Regions from separate parts of the Homo sapiens genome. Here region 2 is linked to region 1. A link is a contact called in ENCODE Hi-C or POLR2A ChIA-PET data. All regions are on one chromosome and are shown on one strand. The core of a region is the stretch at or near the end of the contact, and the rest is flanking DNA. Distances in the headings are between cores, read along the strand shown. Region 1 overlaps RGMA (repulsive guidance molecule BMP co-receptor a). Region 2 overlaps LOC105370982 (a long non-coding RNA gene).

Region 1 (6,662 bases), core at 951-3,450:
ATCCACGAAGGCGGCCGGGAGCTCGTCCATCTCAGCCTGGTACACCTTCTGGTCCACACACTCCTGGAAGTTCTTGAAGATGATGGTGAGCTGCCGGGGAAAGGGGCAGAGGAGAGTGGGTGAGGCACAGTGGGAGGAGGCACAGCCCCACACTTAAGATGCTCTAGACTGAGAGGAGGGCAGGAAGGATCCCCAGGGATGCCCCAGACACTCCCTTCTCCAGGTTGGACAGATCAGTTCCACCTGCGCAGCTGTGCACTTCACATTCTTTCAATGAAAACAACTTGCCCTTTTTACTTTAAAAAGTGACTTAGAAAAATGTTAGACCACTACCCTAAGTAGAAAACTAGCTCTTTTACTATATAGGGAAGTGAACCAGAAAAATAAAAGCATAGATAATTAAAAATAAAAGGTCAAAAGCCCAGTGTGGTAGGCTGAATAATGGCTCCCAAGAAGAACATGCCCTAATCCCTGTAACTTGGGAATGTTCCCTTAGATGGCAAAAGGGACCCTGCAGATATGATTAGGTTAAGAACACTGAGATGAAGAGATTATTCTGGATTACCTGGGTGGGCCCTAGATGGAATCACAAGTATCTTTATAAGAAGGAGGCAGAGGGAGATTTGACTAACTAGGACAGAGGAGAAGGTGATGTGCTCAACAAGGCAGAGATTCGAATGATGTGGCCACAAACCAAGGGATGCTGGCAACCACCAAAAGCTGGAAATGGCAATGAATGGATTCTCCCCTGGAGTCTCCAGGACCAGCCCTGCTGATACCTTGATTTTATCCCCACGAGACATATTCCCAACTTCCGGCCTCCACAATTATAAAACATTTCTGTTGGTTTGAACCACTCAGTTTATGCTAATTTGCTACAGTGGCGATAGGAAATGAATATGGTTTGCAAACATCATCTTGCATAATGACAGTGGTACTGGAGCACAATTCCTGACAAAGGACCCAAGCAAATGTCTGAACATTACAGCAGGTGGAATGGAGGGAAATGATGCTCAAAGAAAGAATGAATAGGGCAAAATCCATGCAAGCAGGCAGAGGCAAGCAGAAGCCACTGTCCCAAGGCTGCTGAAAGGGGTCCCCAAGCTGGGTCATGGAGGAGGGGAACAGGAAAGGAGCAAGGTGCTGGTCGGTAAAAGGGAGATGGAGGTTCCAGGCTGAACGGGCAGCCTTGGCCGGGGCTGGAGCAGGGAGGCTCCTTTCTGCTGGAGCCTGTGGCCAGGGGTGAGGGGCTGGACTGAGCTGCTGGAGCAGCAGCTGGCTGGGTGGCACTGTTCTCCTGAGAGCCAGACACAGAGGCATTGGCTGCATACAGCATGCTAAGCACTGCATGTATTACTTCCAGTCTCGTGTGACACTGCAAGGGTCGGTGACATTACTCTCAATTTTCCGGATGAGAAAATGTAGGCTCAGAGAGAGGCAGTAACTTGCCTAAGGTCACACAGCCAGCAAGAGGCAGAGCTGGGATTAGACTCTGCGTTTCCAGACTCTGGGCTCTCTTGGCCACAAGCCCATAGGGTGGGAGGCCTGAGAGGAGGAGGGCCGGTGGCCAGGGGAGCAGGTGAGTTTCCTCTGCCGTCCGCGTCCTGGGTGGCGTCTGGCTGTTCTTTCCTCCCTAACCCTAAGCAGGTTTCTGGGTTGGAAACAGAGAAACTGGGAGAGAAAAAACCACCCCTTCTTCCACTCCTTTCCCAGGTGTCAGCTGTTTTGCCATGGGAGCTCTGGGTGCCTTGGTCCCCCTGGACCAAGGGCAGCTGGAACCTGGACTCCCAGCCTGAAGCCACGAAGGGAGGTGGGGCAAAGGGGACAAGGTGGCACCCAGGCCTTTTGGGACCTCCTGCTAAAATCCCACCTTTATCTGCTGCACTACCCTCTCCCAGGCCCGGCAACTACCCCCACCACTAAGCCCCAACCCCTCACCCCTCTGTAGGTCAGGGCTCATCCCTCCCCACCCAGGAGAGGGTGTGGCCAGCTAGCTGGCTGGCTGACAGAGCTCCCAGGGGATCCCACCCCAACCTGGCCTCAGAGGGTCTGCAGGCTGAAGGGGTCTGAGCAAGGGGGAGCTGCTGATGACATGCACAGCCGTTCTCTGCCTGGGCACTTGGGGGAGGCATGAGGACTGCCTGCCGGCTCTCTGGGTAGAGGGCAATGCCGCCGCGTGCCAAGGGAGTTTCTGGCCTAACAGCAGATGTGTGGCGAGGGCACAGTGCGAGGTGCTAGAAAGCAACAGGAAATAACAAGCTGCTCTGATGGGGAAGGGCAGGCAGGGAAACCACAGAAGGACCTCAGCTCAGGCAGGAGAGTCGCAGGAAGGTGGAAGGTGGGGTCTGGCCAGGAATGCAGCATGAGGCCATCCTGTTCTCTGGGGCCCGGAGGCCAGGGGTGCAGCAGAGTGGCCTGTTTGGGGCGGGCTGGCCCAGGGTCATGGCCTCAGGACCAGGTGCTAAGAGGCCTGAGGCCTGGAAAGGGGTTCCAGAACCTTCTAGGTAATACAAGCCAGTGGGGTATTCAGAGCCACTAGAGGTGCCCCTGGCCGTGTTGCTGTGGCTTTGTGGGTTCCCCATATTGGCATAAGATTTCGGGATGATGAGGTGGGGAGAACTGGTAGCCTGAGGGGTGTGGAACCCCCGGAAGAACAGAGGGAGACCCTAGGCCAAGGCTTCTGAAGAAGGAAAATGTGTTAGTCAGGCAAGGCTGGGAGGAGCTGAACGAGGGGCAGGCTGCTGGAGGACTTTACAAGAAATGGCGGTCTTCTCATGAGCCCGTTCATCTTGGGCACCCGGCGCTGTGCTTTCTGTGCCTGATGGAGGCTGCGGAGGGTCGGGGCTCTGCGGGAGTCCATGCAGCAGCACCAGGAGGACCCCAAGCGCACAGTTCCTTGAGGACCGGACTCGATTTCCTCGCATCCCTTCCTACAGGGGTCCCAGCCTGGCCGCAGGACACGGCACACTTCCCATTTGCCGTGGGATGTCAAAGGTGGCTGCGGCTGCAGCCTCTCCATCCAGCATGGAGCCCTAAGCCTCGAACCTGATGAGATTGCTGCTACTCTACCATTCCTGACCTATGGAAACGGCAACTTCATACGGTTCAGCCTCCTACTTCTTCCTTCTTTCCACCCACTGGCCAGCCCACCTCGGTGGGGAGGCCGCCTGGGGGTGCCGGAGGTGGGCCAGCCAGGGTGGTCTGGGCCGTGGGTGGTCCTGCCATGGGGGGAGGATGGGGGACTCTGGTGTCCCTGCCTGGTGTGCAGGGCCACACAGACACTGGGGGTGGGGGGGGGCGGCGTCCTGCTTTCCAAGTGCCATCAGTCTCCCTGGAACAGGAAAGGCTGGTTTCGCTCTAACCACCATCTCTCGCAGAGACAGCCTCCTGGAAGGCTGACAGGCTGCTTGACTCTTCTTGGCACCGGTGCCAGGGACTCAACCGCAAGTAACAGCATGAAGGGGGCCTGTCGAAAGCTGGCGGCTCGCTGCCAACACAGCCACGGGCGGGCTGCCGCTCCTGTCTCTGCTGCTCCCCCTTCTGAAGGGGTCCTGGCCCTTTCCACTGCACCGGGCACGAGGCAGAGCCCAGGCTGCATCAGCTACTATCTACGGAGCACCACCTCCATGCCAGGCCTGGTGCTGGGGGCTCGGGGTACACGAGGGAGAAGATCCCTATGCTTCAGGGGGTCGCAGACTAAGCAAATGAATCATGCAGAGGGACAGGCTGGCAAGTGCTATGGGGAAAACTAACCAGCGGGGAAAGGAAGGGGAAGGCGCAGGACTTGAGTTCCTGTCCTCTCCTGAGTCTCAGTTTCTTTGTCTGTAAAATGGGTATCAGCAGCACAGATGGGAAGAGGGTGATGGAGCAGGAGGCTGGGCACAGAAGGCTGTCCCACGGGGGTAAGACACTGGCTAAAATGTCCACGTAGAAAACACTAGATCTTGATCGTCCACAAGAACAGAGGGATTGGCTGATTGGCTGATACTGCCAGTATCATGAGAAACAAATAAAGGCCCCTAGTGATGCCCGGGTGTTTGGGGGCAGCTTCATGCACACACAGCTTGCACACGGAGCTTCTGCACAGGAAGGCAAATCTCATAGCTGCAAGGTCAGGGTCAGGCCAGGCAGGGGCTGGACACACTCTGGGAAGCCTGAGGAGAGGCCCTCAAGGGCAGGTGTGCAGGGACAGATGGAGTCTCTGGCTGCCTGAGAGGGGAAAGGGGAGTGGGTTCCAGTGGGTGGTAGAGTCTGGCAGGCCCAGAGGGCTCTGTTGGTGGTAGTCGAGGTGGTCACAGAAACCCAGAGGCCTCATCATCTTGGAGATGAAAGTCCCTTGCCTTTCCCTGCTCCCTGCAGACACCAGGCTGCTCTCCCACTCCGCCTGCTTTGGATGTCGACTCCTCTGTTCCTCCATCCGGAAACTTGCGCTGTGCTTCAGGGGCGAGCTTGGTGGATGGGCTCCCCAGTTCTCTGGACAGAGCCAAGGCTCCCAATGGCCTTCAACATCCTGCTGCCCCAGCCTCCATCGCCAGCTCCCCTTTGCTGGTCTTTGCTCTTCACTAGCCTGGGAGCTTCTGGGAGGGAGGGCAACAACTAGCTCAGAGGCTGGCACAGATGCAACGTCTGTTAAGTGTTTGCTCCATCAATGAGTGAACAAACACACCTGAGTAACGGAGGCCTGACAGACAGGCGGGGGCAGGCCAAAGGTGCCTGAAGCCAGCCACCGACGTTCTCACCGGGGGACCACAATACCCCAGTCTGGCCCGAGTTCTGAGACTGACTTGGCCACAGACACTGACGCTGTCACTGTCTGGCCTCCAGCAGAGCCTGGTTGACAGGGCTGAGCTCTCAGCCTGCTGAGATCAAAGGTGGCCTTCGGTTGCAGCAGAAATGGGCTGGGTTGGTGAAGCTCTGCTTCATACTCTTCTGGAAGCCTCCATGCTGGGATAGGAAGGGAAGTTCTCCCTCCACTGCTCCACCCCGTCACATCACCCCCATCCATAATGGGGGCAGCAGCCCAGCCTCCCTGCACACAAATCACAAATCCTCCCCGGTGCGTGGCTTGGCTCTGTTGTCGCATTTGGTGCTTCCACCCCCTGGGGTCTGGAGGAGCGAGCCACCTGGGGTCCACATCCCTCTCACATCCTCAGACCTCCCTGTGCGCCCTGCCAGCCCTTGGGAACCTGCAGGATGGGACAGGGAGGCCAGGTCCCCTCTGAAGCGTGCTGGTGCCTGGATTTAGAAGCTGCAGCCTCAGGCTCCTGGCGTCCGTCTGTCTTGGCTCTCAGGAGGGCGGGTGGTGGGGAGGTGCAGGGGCCGTGGGGGAGGTGGCTGGGTCCTTGATGCAGGCAGGCCCTGAGTATGCGGAGGGCTGCGGGGGCACAGGGTGGAGTGTACCGGCTGCAAGTCTTCTCCATTAGGTGTCATGTTGTGGTGCCAAGGGCCCGCTTGGGAATCCACAGGGCGAAGACCTGCTTATTTCCCGCCCAGCCAGGGACCAGAAAGTGACCCCCTGCAGGCAGGCAAGGGCCACCGGAGCAGAGGGAAGTGGCAGGGATGGAGCATTTCCTTGGCTGCCAGGTCACCTCGCTGTCCTCCTCTGGGTGTGGAGGGGTGGGAAGGAACAGAAACGCCCTTGTGGTAAATCTGGCACTGCCCGACACACGGCCTTCCAACTGGCTCTTCCTAGGAAAACAGACCCACTGCCATTTCGCCAAGCTGGAAACCCCAGGGGGCACCGGTGGGCCGGGCACTGGGGAGGGTGGACGTGTCCCCATCGCCTGAACTGGGAGCCACCAGCTTCCTTCCTGGCCTCGAGGCCTTGCCCTCTGGCTAAGTCCGATTCAGGACATCCTCCCCAAAAGCAGGTAGGGGAGGGAGGCCTGGGGTAGACAGGAGTGTCCACTTGCGTGGGTCCATGGCTGTGTGTGTGGCTGCGGCCCCATGAGCAGGACCTGAGTCCTGCTGCCCACTTGCTGAGGCCTCCTTGGGTTTGAAAACCAGCAGCCCGCAGTGGCCTCGTGGGGCCGCTCAGAATATGCCAGGTTCTGGAGTCACCCGGGCCTGGGGCAAATTCTAGCTCAGCATTCCAGCTGACTACGCACTTGGGGTGGGAAGGTCACTTGGCCTCTTAGAGCATCAGGCTCCCCATTTGTGAAGTGGAGCTATGCCTGCCAGGCCGGGCTGGCTCGAGGAAGGAGGGAGGAAGCTGAGACCCACCCCCTTGGGATGCTCAGGGAGGGTGCTCCTGTGTCCCCGCTCCGCTCCGTCTTCCCCCATTCCCAGGCACCCGAGGCCCTCTCAGCCTCTCAGTGTCCACGCAGGGCAGAGACAAAGGGCAGGGCTGTGCCCTACAGCCGCCCCCTCCCCCTTACCTTGCTGGTGGCAGTGGCCGCTGAGCCGGGCAGCACAGGCGTGTTGGTGACCTGCACGTTCAGGTAATTATTGTCGATGAGCGGCCAGGCGCCCTGCACCTTGCAGGTCTGGAAGCGGTCGGTGAAAGTCCTGAGGTGTGGGTCCCCGAAGAGGCCACAGTGCGTGTAGTTGGGGGTGGCCGAGTGCTTGTGAAAGCTCTTCTCGTAATGGCAGATCTCGGGGCTGTCCGAGCGCTCCTGGCTGTCTCCGGCCGGTGGGAGCGTGCGCAGGCGTGGCTGCGAGGT
Region 2 (6,479 bases), core at 70-2,569, 230 kb after region 1:
GGGAAAGGACTTGTGTCCTGGGCCTGGATCACCCAGCTCTGTGACTCTCAGTATTCTATCTAATCTTCCTGGGCCTTAGTTTTCTCATCTGCAAATTGGGGAGAGGGATAGAAAAATTGGAAGAGACAAGCCTGACTGTGCAGTGGGTTTTCTTTCCTTTTTTTTTGAGACGGAGTCTCGCTCTATCTCCCAGGCTGGAGTGCAGTGGCGCAATCTCAGCTCACTGCAACCTCCATCTCCCAGGTTGAAGCGATTCTCCTGCCTCAGCCTCCCGAGTAGCTGGGATTACAGGCACCTGCCACCACACCCGGCTAATTTTTGTATTTTTTGTAGGGACGGGATTTCACCATGTTGGCCCGGCTGGTCTGGAACTCCTGACCTCAGATGATCTGCCTGCCTCAGCCTCCCAAAGTGCTGGGATTACAGGTGTGAGCCACTGCGCCTGGCCGTGAAGTGTGTTTTCTGTTCCATCTAGCAGTGTATCCAGGAGCCAAAGCTGGAGCCTGGGCTCTGGCACCCCCTCACCCCCACCCCTCACCCCTACTCCCACCCGAAGCAGTGGTGCTCATCCCCGTGCCACAAGCTCAGCCTCAGTCATGGGTGGGGAGAGAAAAGCCTTGCTCTGACCCCAGCTTAACCCTGGCCCCCATTCAGACGTATTGTTGCTATTGTTTTCTGGGGTTTGCTTCACCGGAATACTGCCCCTTCATGTTCTAAGATCCTTCCCAAGGAATACGCAAGTCCCTCCCCCACCACAGTGCACATTCACTAGATAGGGGAGACTTTACTTTTTTTGCTTGCAAAATCCAAGTCCTTTCACGTTTCCTCTCCAAAGTGATGAAAAGGAATTCGGCTGCCAGGACAAGTCACAAGGAAGATGAAAGCAGCTTTCCTGAGGTTCAATTCTTCCAGAAACAATCTTCCTCTTCCCTCTTCCCCCAACTCCTCCCCAACTTTCAATGCACCCAAGTGTATATTGTTTTTAAATGTCAAAGGGAAAAAAAAAAGAAAAAGAGAGTGAGAGAAAACCCATTTGCTCCTGAATGTCACATTCTGCTGAGGGAGAAAAGGCAGAAAGAACAAGTGTTGGAATTAAAGAGAAGCAGATTTTTTGTCTCCTTTGCCTTATTCAGGTCTTCGGGCCGGCCCCCTTTGCTCTCTCCTCTTCCTCGTTTCCCTCCCCTAGGCCGCATTGAAATGTCAAACACGGCAGTTTGCAGCTGAAAGGGGGTCCCTGGTGGGAACAGCCTGCCCTTCTAACCTGCAGGACCGAGCTGTTCCCTGCTCGCCCTTGTGTTTGCTTTTCCCCTTTCTTCCTCGCCGGCTAACGCCAGCAGCTGTTGTTTGGGACGGAGGAGGCGAAGGGGGAGGGAAAGCCTTTCCACCTGGGCGTGTGAAGGAGGCGCGTTACAAACAACGCTGGGCCCCTTCTTTCCCTCGAGTTTTTCCAACCTCCGGTTGACACAGAGATTGTCCCCTGGGGCCTTTTCACTTTCCGCCTGGGAAGAGAAAGGCCGGGGAAAGGAGCTCCCTGTACCCAGAGTGCCTGCCTCTGCCTGGGTCTCCTCTCTCCCCTTTCGGGGATTCTGTCCAGGCACGTTGGAGGTCAAGACAAAGCGGTGCCAACGGGCCGGGCGTGGTGGCTCACGCCTGTAATCCCGCACTTTGGGAGGCCGAGGCGGGCGGATCACGAGGTCAGGAGATCGAGACCATCCTGGCTAACAAGGTGAAACCCCGTCTCTACTAAAAAATACAAAAAATTAGCCGGGCGCGGTGGCGGGCGCCTGTAGTCCCAGCTACTCGGGAGGCCGAGGCAGGAGAATGGCGTGAACCCGGGAGGTGGAGCTTGCAGTGAGCCGAGATCACGCCACTGCACTCCAGCCTGGGCGAGGGACTCTGTCAAAAAAAAAAAAAAAAAAAAAAAAAAAAAAAGTGCGAGCGGAAGTAGAAGCGTTTTCCAACGCCCAGAGTTGGTGAAGGTCTAGGGAGAGGATGTTTCCCTATATTGCTGGCGAAGGGGGACATTGGTCCAGCCTTTCCAGAGGGCTTCTTGGTAACATCAATCAACACCCTTCGAAAAAGTGCAAATGCTCAATTCAGCAATTCCAGGTCTAGGGATTTTCTCCTAAGAAATAATTAGGCAAAGAGCCAAGAGTTATGCACAAGGATGTGTGCCTCAGGAGTGTTTATAATACAGCTCAATTGGAAACACTTTTCTCTCTGTCCAGGATTAAAAAAATGAAGGCATGTTATCTCATGGAATAGTATAGGGTCATTGTAAATGATGATGTAGATTTATATTTGTGTATGGTAAATGTGTTACAGGAAAGGGTCCCGATCCGAACCCCAAGAGAGGGTTCTTGGATCTCGCCGAGAAAGAATTCAGGGCCAGTCTGCGGTGAAAAGCAAAACCAAGTTTATGAAGAGAGTAAAGCAGTGAAAGAACAGCTACTCCATAGACAGAGTAGGACGTTCCTGAAACTAAGAGGAGGAACGTGTCCATCCTAGGTAAAACGGTTCTATATGTGGGGAGATGTTCTCTGCTACAAGGGTTCGTGATGAAGGATTAATTTTCTTAATTACAATATTTTGCAAGAATCGATATTATCTTTAAAGCAAAATTAGGAATGTTTTTGTTCTCCAGATATCAAGATATCTGCATGCTCCCAAATCTGGGTCTGTTTAGTAAACATTATTAATTTGTTCCCTTAACTGTAAACATTTAGAGGCTAGGAATGCCTAATTTTCTGAGTGCAGCCCGGCAAGTTCCAGCCTTATTTTCCTGGCTCTCACTCAAAATGGAGTGGCTGTGGTTTGAACGCCTCTGACAAATGCACCTGTTAGCAATAACGTAGGCACACACTGAGAATGGCCTTGTATGGCAGACACACCTGAATGTGTGTTCTGAGCTAGGGAATCCGGGAGTGGGAAACACGGAGACTCATTTTTTGTCTATGAGGAACATCTGAGCCTCTGGCCCGTCCCGTAAAACATAGGCCATACAGAAGACTGTGGCTCCGAGTTTTGGGTTGCATGAAGGTTGCCAGGAGGAGGCTGTTGGGAGGGAAGGTACTAAAGGAAACTGCTACATAAACTGCATGCCTTTTGCAATCGGTTACAGTTCTCCTGTCCAGCCCACCAGCACTGGACTCCCTCCTCTGCAGGTAAGCCCCCATGCCTCGTTTTCTGGCTCTGAGTCTTTTCTTCAGCCTCTTGAATCTGGTGCCTTCCCCACTGGAGTCAATAGGGGTTTGGCATGATAATTTGCTGATGTGAAAAGATGTCTACAAAAAAACAAGGGAAATAGCAAGATATACCATGTATAGTTCTTTCTCATTTTTTACATTAAATAATATATGTGAATAGAAGAGTCTGGAAAGATAGGCACCCAGATGTTGATGGCTGGGTGGTGAAATTATGGTTGATATTTCTTGTCTTTATAATTCCTAGTGATTTCTCTTTTTTATCATTTAATAAGGATCCTTATTAAGGATCATATAATAAGGATCCTTATTATAATCAGAAAAAAATCAACAAAGTTATTACTTTCCTAAAGAGTGTGAAGTGTGTAAATTAACTTTTGCCCCTTAGGTACTGTAATGCTATCTTTTTCCTTATGTTGTATGAATAAAAATTTCCTAATAATTAAAATGTTCATTTTTATAACATGAAACCAGAGATTTATTGTTTTTGGCATCTGAGAAGGAAAGCATCTAATCCCTAATAGATCACAGAACACACAATGATGTTCTGTGATTTCTTTCCTTCTCTGGTCGCCTGTTATTTAACTTTGATGGTCCTTTTATAAAGAATGATTGTCATCTTTCCTCCTTCACCTCAGCTCCAAGCTGGTCCTGCATCACTTCTCTCTGCTCTGTCCCCAGCTGCACTGTCCCACCTACTCAATGTCCCCCAGCCGCTTCCCCCAGCCAGTCTGCTGTTGGCTTTTCTGCCATTTTGTTGTGTACAACTAACTCCAACCCTCACATCAGGACATTTCAATCGACATATTTAAAAGGAGGCTGACTGTCTTGGACAGCCCAGGACATGTGGACATTGCTATAAAATACACCCACCTTGAATATTGAGAGGTTCCTGTAAGGCTTCCAGTTTTTCCTTCCCAACATGACTTCCTAAATGCACCAAAGTTACTATTTGAATTTTATATGATTCTGCCCTTACAGTCAAAACTGGGTCCCTTTACCTACATGTCCCATGGGAAGGTGAGGCCTTGGCTTTGGATAAAACATATCATGGAGGTGGAAGTTCTGACTCTGCTCTTCCAAATACGAACCGGTGTTCCTAGGAAACACACTGCAGGACTGACCTGCATTTCCAATTTGTGCCTAAGTGGGAGTGGCTAGCTGAATTCAGGGAAAGACTTGAAGTTAGCACTTGAGATATTGGCCGCCATATTGGAAAGTTGGAGGCATGGCTTGGATGAGTGTGGCTGACTTTTGAAGCCCATGCCAACCTCTCCAGTTCGGCAGTTTGAAGACTGTCCTTTCACATTTGGTAATGGGGAAGAGAAGGAAAGTAGGAAAAAGGCAGCCTTTATTTGTGCTTGTTTTTAGCTGAGGTGAATGTATCTGAGGGTTGATGATGCCCTTCAAATGGCTTTGCTGCTACTGGCATGCTGCTTTGCTCAGGTGCAGAGAATCACTTGCATAGAACAGTGTGTGTACATGTAGATATCTCTTGGCCATCTTCTTGCTGGGGAAATGCTCCTCGAGAACCATGGAATGGAAAGATGAGCCAAGGAAATCCTCTTCATCTCCTGCAAGGATCCCCCAGCCATAACCCCCTCAGGGTTCAGGATGACTGAAGATCATCCTGAGTGCTTGGTGTGTGCCTAGTAATGCAGATACAGTTCAGTGTGGGGAGGACAGGGCTGGAGGGAAAGAGCCACCAGCCTCTGCTTCTCTGCCAAAGAACAGCTTTATGGAAATAAAAGACAGCTGCGTAGGAAGCAGCCCGGCACTTCCACGGATGCTTTCATTTGTGAACAGAGGCCGTGCTAAGCAACAACTAGAAGGAGTCTTGGGCATCCCTCACTGGACAGAGTACAGTTCTTTGTTCTGCCCCCATAAATAAGGGACATTTTCTCTAGGAGTGTGATGTATTCCAGAAATTTGTTGTTAGTGAGGGCTTTCAGTTGTCTTTTCAGATTCTCATGGTTCTTAGGTCTTTATAATATCACATCTTGAGAAAAAGTATAGGTTTTGAAAATCTAGCTCTAGTGATTAGAAAATTTATAAGCTTAGTCTTCAAACTTCACTAGTTTTACATGGGACTGTAGTATCAGCCTCTGGGGGCTGTAGGGCTTAAAAGGCTGGTTTAATCCGGGCGCGGTGGCTCACTCCTGTAATCCCAGCACTTTGGGAGGCCGAGGCGGGCAGATCACGAGGTCAGGAAATCGAGACCATCCTGGCTAACACGGTGAAATTCCGTCTCTACTGAAAAATACAAAAAATTAGCCGGGTGTGGTGGTGGGCGCCTGTAGTCCCAGCTGCTGGGGAGGCTGAGGCAGGAGAATGGCGTGAACCCGGGAGGCAGAGCTTGCAGTGAGCGGAGTTCGCGCCACTGCACTCCAGTCTGGGCGACAGAGCGAGACTCAGTCTCAAAAAAAAAAAGTCTGGTTTCATTGATGTGGCCCTGGCTACCTTTCTAGCCTTATGTCATTTATTTCACTATTTCAAGCCAAATTGATGTCTTTCTCTTCCCTACGTCAGTAGGCTCTTTCACACCTGTTTTAGCGCTTCCTGTCCCTCTGCCTGAAATATCACTCCCTGACGTGTTCGCTTCTCAAACCCGGTTCATCCTTCAAGGACCAATGGAAGTGTTGCCTCCTCTGTGATATCAGCTTTGCCCCTGCGTCTCTGCTTCTGTTTACCTCCGCGGGAGCTCATCATACACTCTCTGTTTTGGGAAAGTCTTCATGAAAACTGTTCCTCTCCCCTACTAGACTCTGAACTTCTTGAGGACATGGCAAAATATCTGTTGCTGGATGGATACACAGATAAGTCAAGTGCTACACCCCTGGCAGCTGCTGTTTTATTTTTCTGCCTTTCTCTAAGTTCCCATTCTGAAGCGTCCTTAATCCCAGATGAACTAGATTGGCTTAATCACGTATGTATACAATCAGTCTATCAGGAGTAGGTACTCTGATTCCCTGTCTGCTATTTTTAGTGAGCCCATTAGATAAGTGATCTTCAGGTTGTTCAGGTGCAGGACATTTGGAAGTCCCTGCATTGTTTGGGGGAGACTATGAAATATTGATACAGTTGTCTTCGTCAATGAACTATAAATAATTAGTTACATAATATATATTATGTATATAATATACGTTTGCAACCATGGGCAGATATAATGTGTCCATAAAAAACAAATGAAAACCCAAATCCTTTCTAAATTCAAATTTTTAAATGAATCATAATTGTATCCCTCCAAGTTTTAAAATCAACATTCATTTGCTGTTT

Evidence for each region. A loop is a pair of places that touch in the nucleus more often than their neighbours do. ChIA-PET counts read pairs that join two places held with the same protein, here RNA polymerase II (POLR2A).
Region 2: a loop to region 1 is called in a map of cardiac septum, with 2.3 times the contacts of the local background. The contact joins two enhancer-like sites. A Hi-C loop is called at or near these places in 1 of 168 maps with a recorded cell type or tissue (cardiac septum). POLR2A ChIA-PET finds 5 or more read pairs at or near these places in 1 of 52 experiments (activated naive CD4-positive, alpha-beta T cell).

What each region holds. Positions count from the first base shown.
Region 1 is chr15:93,045,616-93,052,277 of GRCh38, forward strand. RGMA (repulsive guidance molecule BMP co-receptor a) reads right to left here. Exons shown (of 4, transcript NM_020211.3): 3 at 6,378-6,662; 4 at 1-90. Among named protein-coding and RNA genes, the nearest start is that of RGMA, 40 kb to the right of the region's middle. RefSeq lists an enhancer at 6,156-6,662. Within about 2 kb of position 2,201, at least 3 of the 41 ENCODE cell types and tissues checked have a DNase peak (open chromatin) inside an H3K27ac peak, as active enhancers do.
Region 2 is chr15:93,279,057-93,285,535 of GRCh38, forward strand. The region is part of intron 5 of LOC105370982 (a long non-coding RNA gene); the gene reads left to right. Among named protein-coding and RNA genes, the nearest start is that of RGMA, 190 kb to the left of the region's middle. RefSeq lists an enhancer at 1-358. Within about 2 kb of position 1,320, at least 6 of the 41 ENCODE cell types and tissues checked have a DNase peak (open chromatin) inside an H3K27ac peak, as active enhancers do.